Regions from separate parts of the Mus musculus genome. Here region 2 is linked to region 1. A link is a loop called in an ENCODE intact Hi-C map of the cell type or tissue named here. Cell type or tissue: heart. All regions are shown on one strand. Each heading gives the region's core, and the rest is flanking DNA. Links, peaks and the distances in the headings are about the cores only.

Region 1 (4,387 bases), core at 113-4,112:
TTTGACTTTCTTCCAGCAATATTGTATTAGTTTATTTTCTATTGCTGTGATAAATCACCATGACCAAGGCAACTGACAGAAGAGTTTCTTTGGTTTTACAGTTGCAGAGGGATAGGCACAGTCATGCTGGGGAGGCATGGCAGCAGGCAGCTGGCATTTGGAGCAGCAAACTGAGAGCGTTTATCTTACAGGAAGCAGAGACACACTTGATTGTGTTCATACAAAGTGAACTGGGAATGGCATGCATCTTTAAACTCTCAAAGCCTACCCCTAGTGACGTACTTCCTCCAACAAGGAACAAGTACATCTCCTAAGCCTCCCAAGGCAGCACTGCCAACGAGGTTCTAAGTGGGGTCCACGTGTTCAAAGCACTAAAATATATATTTTGTGTAATTGTGGAGGATAACGATTTTGCAGTAGGAACCATGGGGGAGGGTGGGGGCCACTTCAACATCTGTTACCTAAGAGTTTTTCAATGTGCACACATAAACTGGGAAAAAAAAAATTCCCAGTGAGGGAATTAAATTCTCCTTTGTCGATTTCGCTACCCTTAAGTATGCTGTCAACAGCATGGAGAAGGAAAGGTTCATCTCTTCTAGGAGCCCCTCAGTGATCCTCAGTTATGATAACCCTTAGCTCTTTATGAATTCACAAGATTGGGGCTAAAGGGTAGGCAGAGAGCCATTTATCTTAGGCTCACAGTTTAAATCCTGCTTGGTTGTGGGTTGTCCTGGTGCTGTTTGTATTCTGATGTTAATTCTGCTTCCTCCAGAGGGGTTGCCCCCTAGAGCAGTCGCAGCAGGTGAAGTCCTGCGAACCTTCCCATTTTAACTGGTCAATAAAGGCGAGAGCCCGTTTTTTGGGCAGTGGTGGGATAGGAAGAACGGGAGATCTCTGAGAATGGGCACAAGTAGGGAAGAGGGAGGACGAGAGGAGGAAGGAAGACAGTGAGGACAATAGCCATGTTGGAGCAGAACCACGTGGCCAGGAGAAACCACAAGTAGCAAGGGGTCTTATAGCTGGGGAATGTTAGTATAGTGTTAGATCTGCCCAATCTAGGCTTATATCTTATACTTATAATAACTGGATTACGTGGTTTTTTTTTTTTTTTTTAAGATAGGCTTATTGGGGTTGGAAATTCCAAGACACTGCCCCCCAAAGCTCAGTCATTAAGAATAGCTCTTTTAATGGGATATTTAAATTGGCATACTCTGGAGTATGGGTAAGTCTCATGTGTGTGTTTAATTAAATTGTGCTTTTAGCTCGATTACAGCTCTTGAATAGTGCTGTTTCCCAAAGTCCTCCTCCAGCAGAGCTCTAGTGTCCCTTCCGAACCTTCTATTATGGTTTGGTCACGATGAACTCTTGAAAAGTGTTGAAATGTGAAAAAGGTTTTTGCAGGAATCTACTAGTCCAGGACTGTCAGATGGAGTTCCTTGGAGAAATTCAATGGTAACAAAAGAATACATGGAATAGTGAATACTTTGAAATCTAGGGTTGAGGTGGGGTGGGGTGGGTTAATCTGGTTTCTCCTTGATTGAAACCCCATGGGAGCCTTAAGAGATAGACTGCGATACTGTAGCACTTGGCCCTAGATGAAGTGTTTTCTTTAAATCTCTACCTTGCAGGGAAGGAACTGCTGTCTTTACCTGAAGAGAAGTGGAGAACTGAAATGCCTCAGCCGAGGAGAAAGCCTAATTTTCTCTGCCAGATTCCAGCACCTGTCTGCTAACTGCAACCATTAGGCCCCAGGGGTGACAGTACAGAAACACAAAAGTATCTGTTGTGTTTAGGACACTATGTGGGTAGAACGCCAAACTCAGAATTTTGTAGATGACTCTCATCTCTAATAAACTGTGTCTGCCTTATGCTGTTCACTTTTTTTTTAAAGAAGGAAACATTTGAGGAGGTCTTAGCTTTTTTTTTCAACTGAAAAAGGCCATTTTAGTGTGAAGTGTAATCATGACACTCAGGTTTATGAATCTTTAGTATTTAGGGGTAAAATCTATAATCCAAACCAAAATATGCATTTGTAGCTAGTCTTGTATAAGACTTCTTTTAAAACAATTTGTTTTTTCCATGTGTGCGTGTGGTTTGCCTGCATGTATATCTGTGCACCACAGACATACCAGCGCCTATGGAGTCAGAAGAGGTCGTTGGAGCTCCTGTATGTGGGTGCTGGGAACCGAACCCAGGTCCTTGGCAAGAGCAGCAAGTCATCCTAACTGCTGAACTCCTCCAGCCCCCTTGTACAGGTTTTCTTAAGAAAATGATGGACTGTCCAAATCGATAGCTGCCCCGAGAATGTAAAAACTTCGACCTCTTAGCTGATTGCTAAGGTCTACAAAAATCTTCAGCCCTCAAAGAAAGTGGTCAACTTGTCCTCAGCTACCGGTGCTCGCTGGCGGGTTCGTAGAGCATCCACCCGCAGAGATGGAGCTGCCATAGTCCTCTCATCCAAAGGCCCCGTCCCCGAGGACCCCCATCTCTGCCCCCCCAGGCAGCCCGCGCTCCCTCCGCAGGTGGCCGCGCCGGAGCCCCGCCCCCACTCACTCCCCAAGTCGCGGGGCCTCGTCCGCTCTCGCGAGATCCCGGCCGCCGAGCGCTCGGGGCCTTTTCAAATCGCGATCCGTTACCGCTTCTCCGGCCGCCGCCATTGTAGCGCTCGGAGCCCTCATCGCGGCCGAGGCGGAGCCCGCGGCGGGATGGCCGATGCCGACAAGTCCGAGGCGGCCGCGGGTGACGACGGCTCGCAGCAGCAACCGGCTGAGCCGCGGCGAGACACGCACCCCGGCGAGCCCGAGAAACCGCCGCGCAGCAGCGCCAACGGCGTTAAAATGTATTGTCTCCCCCGGGCGGCCGGGCGGGAGGGCGGCCGGGCAGGGCGGGAGGCGCGGGCGGCCCCGGGGCGGGAGCAGGTGCGGTGCTGGCGGCCCCGGCCTCGGGCGCGCGGAAAAACGGTCCCCTTTAAAAGGCCCGAGGCTAGCCTCATCCTCGGGGAGGACCCAGGGATGACATCATCGGTCCTTTCCCCTCCCGGCCCGGTTCCGAGCCCCGGTGAGGGCCGCGTGTGCGGTGGTGGCTTCCAAAGTGTTAGAGCTCACCGAACCCATTGTGTTCCTCTTGATTGGCTTTCGAAAAAGGAGGACTTGGTCTCCTCCACCCACCCGGTGATGGTTGTGGGCCGTGCAGGCTGGTTTATTTATTCATTTTTTTAAAAACACAAACTCAGTGTGTAGTGGCCTTCATTTTACTATAATTCACTTACGATATAATTAAATTACTGAAATATAAATCTGAATTTGGCAAAACTGGGAACGCAACCCAGGGCCTCGTGCAGTCTCCAGGCAGGCGCTAGGCCACAAAATGACACCCCCCCTCCACCGAATGCAGTGCTTTTTTTGTAGAAGAAAACCCGAGGGCTGAAGGTTGGATCTGTCATCTGTGTCTGTAGAGAATTTAGTCGACGTTAATCCATAAGATCTTAAGTTGTAAGGCAGTAGGATAGGGGCAGATTGTGCTCGGCTGTCCTTGTCACGTGGGGCTATGTGAAGGCAAACATTTATTTTCCTATGGCTTATTCTGTAAAAACTGAAGTTGAAAATAATGCCAGTAATTTGTTAAAACACCCTCCACCTCTCCATCCTGCCACGGTAGAAAGCAGTGAACACATGCTTTCTGACATGAAGTCAGAAAAGGGAAAATGTCTTTCTGGCTTTTGTGTGGAAATACTTGAGGCAGTGATTTGGACCAGTCTGTTGAAACCGGCTGAATTGAATTGGTTGCAAACTAGATGGGGTAGTGCTCCTCAGCTTCTCTATGACAGTCTCGCTCTTAGGGTGACATCATTGTATATTTTTTCTTAACCACTGACAACGTATTTAAGAGGAATTACCCCAGTTCCCTGGGGCCTATCCTGAGCTTTAGAAGTTCAGTGTTTGCTGTTTTCCTGATGCCTATATTCATTTTTGAAATGATATATGATATATGTGGAGAGGCACTTTAAGAGCGTTCCATTAGACAGAGCCTGTTGTGTTACCTTTGAATTGGCTAGGAATACCTTAAATATGGACATTCGTCTCCCTACCCACCTGGTGACTTTTGAACAGGAAGCATCGTGTGAGCAGAACAGAATTTTGCAGGTATCAGATTTGCAGGGCTTGAAAGTCAGTGCAGTTTGCTCATGGATGGAGAGTGTGCATGCATCAACCACCGAGAAATCAGAAAGCAAGGAAAGCCTATCTCTTATGCCTGTCAGATCTTGGGCTTTTTCAGAGATTTGCTATTAAAAATAGAAAAAAAAAGTGGAGTGACTGTAACAATATAGTCACCCTCTGTGTCTTTGGATTCTGTATTCATGGAGTTAATGGTGAATTGGAAATACCCA
Region 2 (4,387 bases), core at 268-4,267, 120 kb before region 1:
TCTTTAGCTACTTACCTACTCTTCCATAGCACCCAGAAGGGACAGCTATCTGAATGTCTGTCTTCACGATGGCTTTCTCCATGGGTGATATTGTATAATCATAGGCACTGAAAGGCAAATCAGTATTTTAAAGTGTTTTTAACATTCCTTCTTACGCTAATGCATATAAAATGCGTGCCATTACTTCATATAAACAGATCCTATAAACAACCTTATGGCAGATTCCTAACTCACCTAAAAAGGTTTACTTACAAGGTAGTAGGCACTTTCTTTTAGCTTTAGAAAGATGGCTTCAGGCCCTTAATCCTAGCACCTAGGCAGAGCAAGAAGACAAAACCCTGAATGTGGGAGTGGGGAACAGGGAGATGCCAACATTGTCTCTGCTATGTGTTCTGTGGTTTTTGTCTCTGAAAGTGAAGGCTGGCAAATTAGCATGAGGAGCAGGAAGGCAGACTTAATTCATAGAAAGAATATGAAAAGCCAACCAAAGAGCAAACATCTAACACTCAATGGGCCTCACTCCGCTAGGCACACTTCGAGCCTGCGAACGCATATAAACCTATACTTTACTTTTGTAACGCTTCTCTTGATGAGAATGAACCTCCCGAAGAAAATGTTAAAAAAACACAGGTGAGAGGCAGAGATGCACTGCATTCCCCCTGCCTTCCACGCTATGGCTGTGAACTTCAGTGGCCGAAGAGAGCTGGTCTCCCAGAGCAGCTCTTGGGGGTGGACTCTGATCACAAGCGATTTTAGAAAGTCCATCTACCAAATACTACTGTAGTCTCTTATTACTGCAGCTCCCTTCCTGATCCAACGAAACTTCAGACTTTACAATGAGCAGCGCTGGAAGTCTGGCATGTGGTAGAAGAGTACGTTCAGTCACACGGAATTTTCACTCTGTAACATCAGCCATTCCCAATACACAGCAAACACCCGCTTATGTAGAAAATGGCCATAGTATCTAATTTCTCCCAAGACAGGGCATGTTAGATGCATACATTCAGGTCATTAGGCTTGGTGACTTTACACTGAGCCACCTCATAAGCTAGCCCTGGATGGAGCTCCTTAAGTTCCCAGTCCTTGGACGGGATAAGAGAAGTACACAGCTTCCATAGATCCTTTTCCTAGACTTTAACGTGCACACTGCAGACAGTCACACTTCGGTCAAGAATAAGCCTTGCACATCCGGACCTTCCACTTGGAAAGGGTGGAGCGCACGCTGCACAGTAACGCTTTGGAAATGTTATAACCCTTTACTTTCCGCTCGCCCAAACCCCTACTGAATTTGCTCAAGGTGAACTCAGGTCTCTGCGGAGCCACGACTGCACCCGGGCTCGGTGTTTGCATTCCTGCCGTCGGGCCACGGCTCTCACCTGAATAGGTCGTAGCCGGCAGCGCGCGCGGACCCGCGGGTGGGCGCCGTGGCGTGCTCCGAGAGCCGCACGAAGCGCAGAGAAGCGCCATCCTCCGCTCGAGCCCTCTTGGAGGCAGAGACGGCCGCGGCATCTTCCGAGCAGGGCATGGCGGCGGGCGTGGAAAAAGCAGAAAGCAATGAGCGTGCGAGAGCCTACCCGCCGAAAATCTCCCGCCTGGACGAGCCCACCGCGCAGGACAGGGGACGCGGCCTTCCGCAAAGGGCTCGAGCGCGGCCTAGAGGAGGCACCGACCTCGCCAGGCTCCCCTCCTCGGGGTCCGCAATGGACTCGTCCCCGCGCTGCAGGCCAGGCCCTGGCTCACCGTTACCTGCTCAGACCAGGGCTCCCTCCAAGCGCGCTCCCGCTCCAACTCCCCCACTAGCGCGCTCTCTCGAACTGCCCTAATCCTCCCCACCCCGTGCGCGCTCCCGCCCCTGCCCCCCACCCCCTCACCAGCGCGCGCGCTCCCGGCCGGAGCTCCTCGGCTTCCTCGGCAGCTCCGGCTCCGCGCCGACCCGAGCGCACGCCCGCGGAGCAGAGCGGCCTGCAGGCGGGCGCGCAGCAGCACGCTTAGGAGAGGCATGGCGCTGGAGGCCCTGCAGGCCCTGAGGCCGCTGCCCCGCCCCGCGCTCCGCCTAGCGGCCCTCCTACGTGCTTTTCCTCGCCCTGACCTGAACAGATCTTTTGCCTTCCACCACCGGACCTGCAGGGCATTTTAAAATTCCTTGACCTCAGCCAAAGCAACAAGGAGCCAACCCCCACCCCCACCCCCACCCCCACCCCCACCCCCACCCCCTCGCCGGTAGTTGGGAGTCAAACTTTTTTTTTCCAGAGAGGATAATTAAAGATCTTTCTGGAGTCTCCGGTTTTATCTGGACTATACCATAAACACGTGGAACTCAAGTTGTGGTGCACTTCGATTTTCAAGATAAATAGAAGGCCCAAGGCACTTTTATAGAAATACCGACTATACATATTGGGGCGATTGGTTCCCCTGATGGGTGTGCAATACACTACACTTCTTGAAGCTCTTTTAAAGCATCTGTTATTGTGCAGTCCCACGATGTGTCTGTGTGTCTTGCAGGTCATTGCCAGTGCGAGGTTATCTTCTCCTTGTTCCTTCCACCTTTAGGTGGGTTTAGGGTTAGACCTGTGGTGGCCAGGCTCTTTACTCTCAGAATGTTTTTATTTACATTTCTTCTTATTACAGTCTGCACATGCATGTATTTTCTTGCCTAATGTCTACTTGTTGGTTAGATTCAAAGTCCATGAGGGAAATTGATCCAGCCTTTGTATTCTTGGAGTCTAACCGTGAGTTTCAAAAGCCCTCACAGGTGCGCCTGCCCCCCCCTCTTCCCTTCCCCCCTCCCTTTTCTCTTCTCCCCCTCCCCTTCTCCCTCCCCACTCTCCCTCTCCCTTCTACTGCTTCAGCACCATGCCCGCCTGCTCCACACCATGATAATGGACTAACCCTCTGAAACGGTAAGAAAGCCCCCAGTTAAATGCTGTCTTTATAGAGTTGCCTTGGTCATGGTGTCTCTTCACAGCAGTAGAACACTAAGACAGATGGTGATCGCATTGTTTAGTAAGGAGGGCTCCTGTGCATTATTTCTTCTCAGAAATCTTAATATTGGTGCTTAATCCTTTAAAACAAGATTATTGTTGGGCCTGGAGAGATGGTTCAGCTGTTAAGAGCACTCAGTGTTCCTGTATCAGACCCAGTTTGGTTAGCAACACCCACATTGGTGATTCACAACTGCCTGTGACTCAAGCTCCAGGAGACCCAACTATGTCCTCTGGCTTTGGAGGGCACCTTATACACACAAACAATCATGTCCACGGGAACAGATAGATAAACATATATTCTCTTCAGTTTTGCATATAAATGTGTATATGCTTTGACCACAATTCTCCAGTTCTTAACTGCTTACCCCATTTTCCTGACACCAAACCACTTCTTTCCATATAGTACCTCTCCTGGTGTTTCGTTTTGTTTATTGCAGGATATGTCATCACACTATGAACCCACAGATTGTGTTATTTACTGGACAGACCTGTTTCTAGTTGTGGTGTGGTCTAGCACAGACCTTTCATCCAAGAGCTTTCTGTTCATTGTAAACAGGATTAAGTGAAGTCAACCAGAGGTCAAGAGGCAGAGCAAGCAACAAGTTGACAGGAAGTGAACACAGGGGAAAAAAGTTCAGAGTAAGAGGATGTCAGGAAGATGGATAGAGAGACAAACAGGAATTTAAGGGAGGGACATTCAGCTTGAACAGTTTTTGAGATGGTGTGGAGAACTTCCTTTTGGGGACTTAGAAGGTCAGTTGGGTGCTTCCACTGCCCCTCTGAGCTAGTAGTCTTTCACTCCAACATCTGGCTCCCAAGTCGTCTTTGGTAAAATTGAATGATTGAGATTTTGTTAAAAACGTTTGTTTGCTTGTTTGAGTTTTCTCTTTTGAACCCACAGCATTTAACTAGACTTGCCTCCCTGAAGCTGGGTGGGCAACCATTATGTCTGTAGCTTCTCAGGGAGAGAGGCGGGGCTCTCTCTGCCCTTGGTTTTCACTTTCTCAATTCATTGTTTTCCAGACAGGATCTCATGTAAGACCCACACTGGGCTTGAAAAGGATGACTTTAGACTTCTCATTCTCCTGCCTCAGCCCCTATAGGGGTGGGTTACAGATGTGAGCCACCATGCCTGATTTTGTCAGGGCCTGAGGGTAGAGCCCAGGGCTTCATGCATTCTAGGCAAGTACTTTATGAACTATTCTATATTCCCCAGCTCCCTCGTTCCTCTATTTTAATTGAAGACGTTTCCTCCCTATATTGTTATTCAAATATAAGAATCAGGCATGTTGTATTCCCTAAACTTCTGCACACACCCACTCCAAGTCTCACTCCTGAGGGGCAATACTCCCAACATTCTGGGCTTTTTGTGCTGGAATTTACTTGCATGTTTCTAGATTGTG

What was found. Peaks named below come from ENCODE experiments on the same cell type or tissue, not always from the same donor. Only the 100,000 strongest peaks of a DNase experiment are listed, where the experiment ranks them.
Region 2: it touches region 1 in a loop (3-fold over the local background); 5 of 42 quality-filtered maps call a loop at or near these places.

The regions. Positions count from the first base shown.
Region 1 is chr2:125,121,837-125,126,223 of GRCm38, reverse strand. Myef2 (myelin basic protein expression factor 2, repressor) reads left to right here and starts at 2,564. Exons shown (of 16, transcript NM_010852.2): 1 at 2,564-2,839. The coding sequence starts at 2,706. It overlaps Gm46759 (a long non-coding RNA gene), which reads right to left and starts at 2,580. Exons shown (of 2, transcript XR_001783448.2): 1 at 2,130-2,580; 2 at 7-1,435. In heart, for the core only: no CTCF peak of the experiment used is centred there; DNase peaks (open chromatin) are centred at 2,583 and 2,973; H3K4me3 peaks cover 2,059 bases; H3K27ac peaks cover 1,997 bases.
Region 2 is chr2:125,244,886-125,249,272 of GRCm38, reverse strand. It overlaps Dut (deoxyuridine triphosphatase), which reads right to left and starts at 1,758. Exons shown (of 6, transcript NM_023595.6): 1 at 1,377-1,758; 2 at 16-107. The coding sequence starts at 1,525. In heart, for the core only: a CTCF peak has its summit at 2,024; a DNase peak (open chromatin) is centred at 1,722; H3K4me3 peaks cover 2,602 bases; H3K27ac peaks cover 2,827 bases.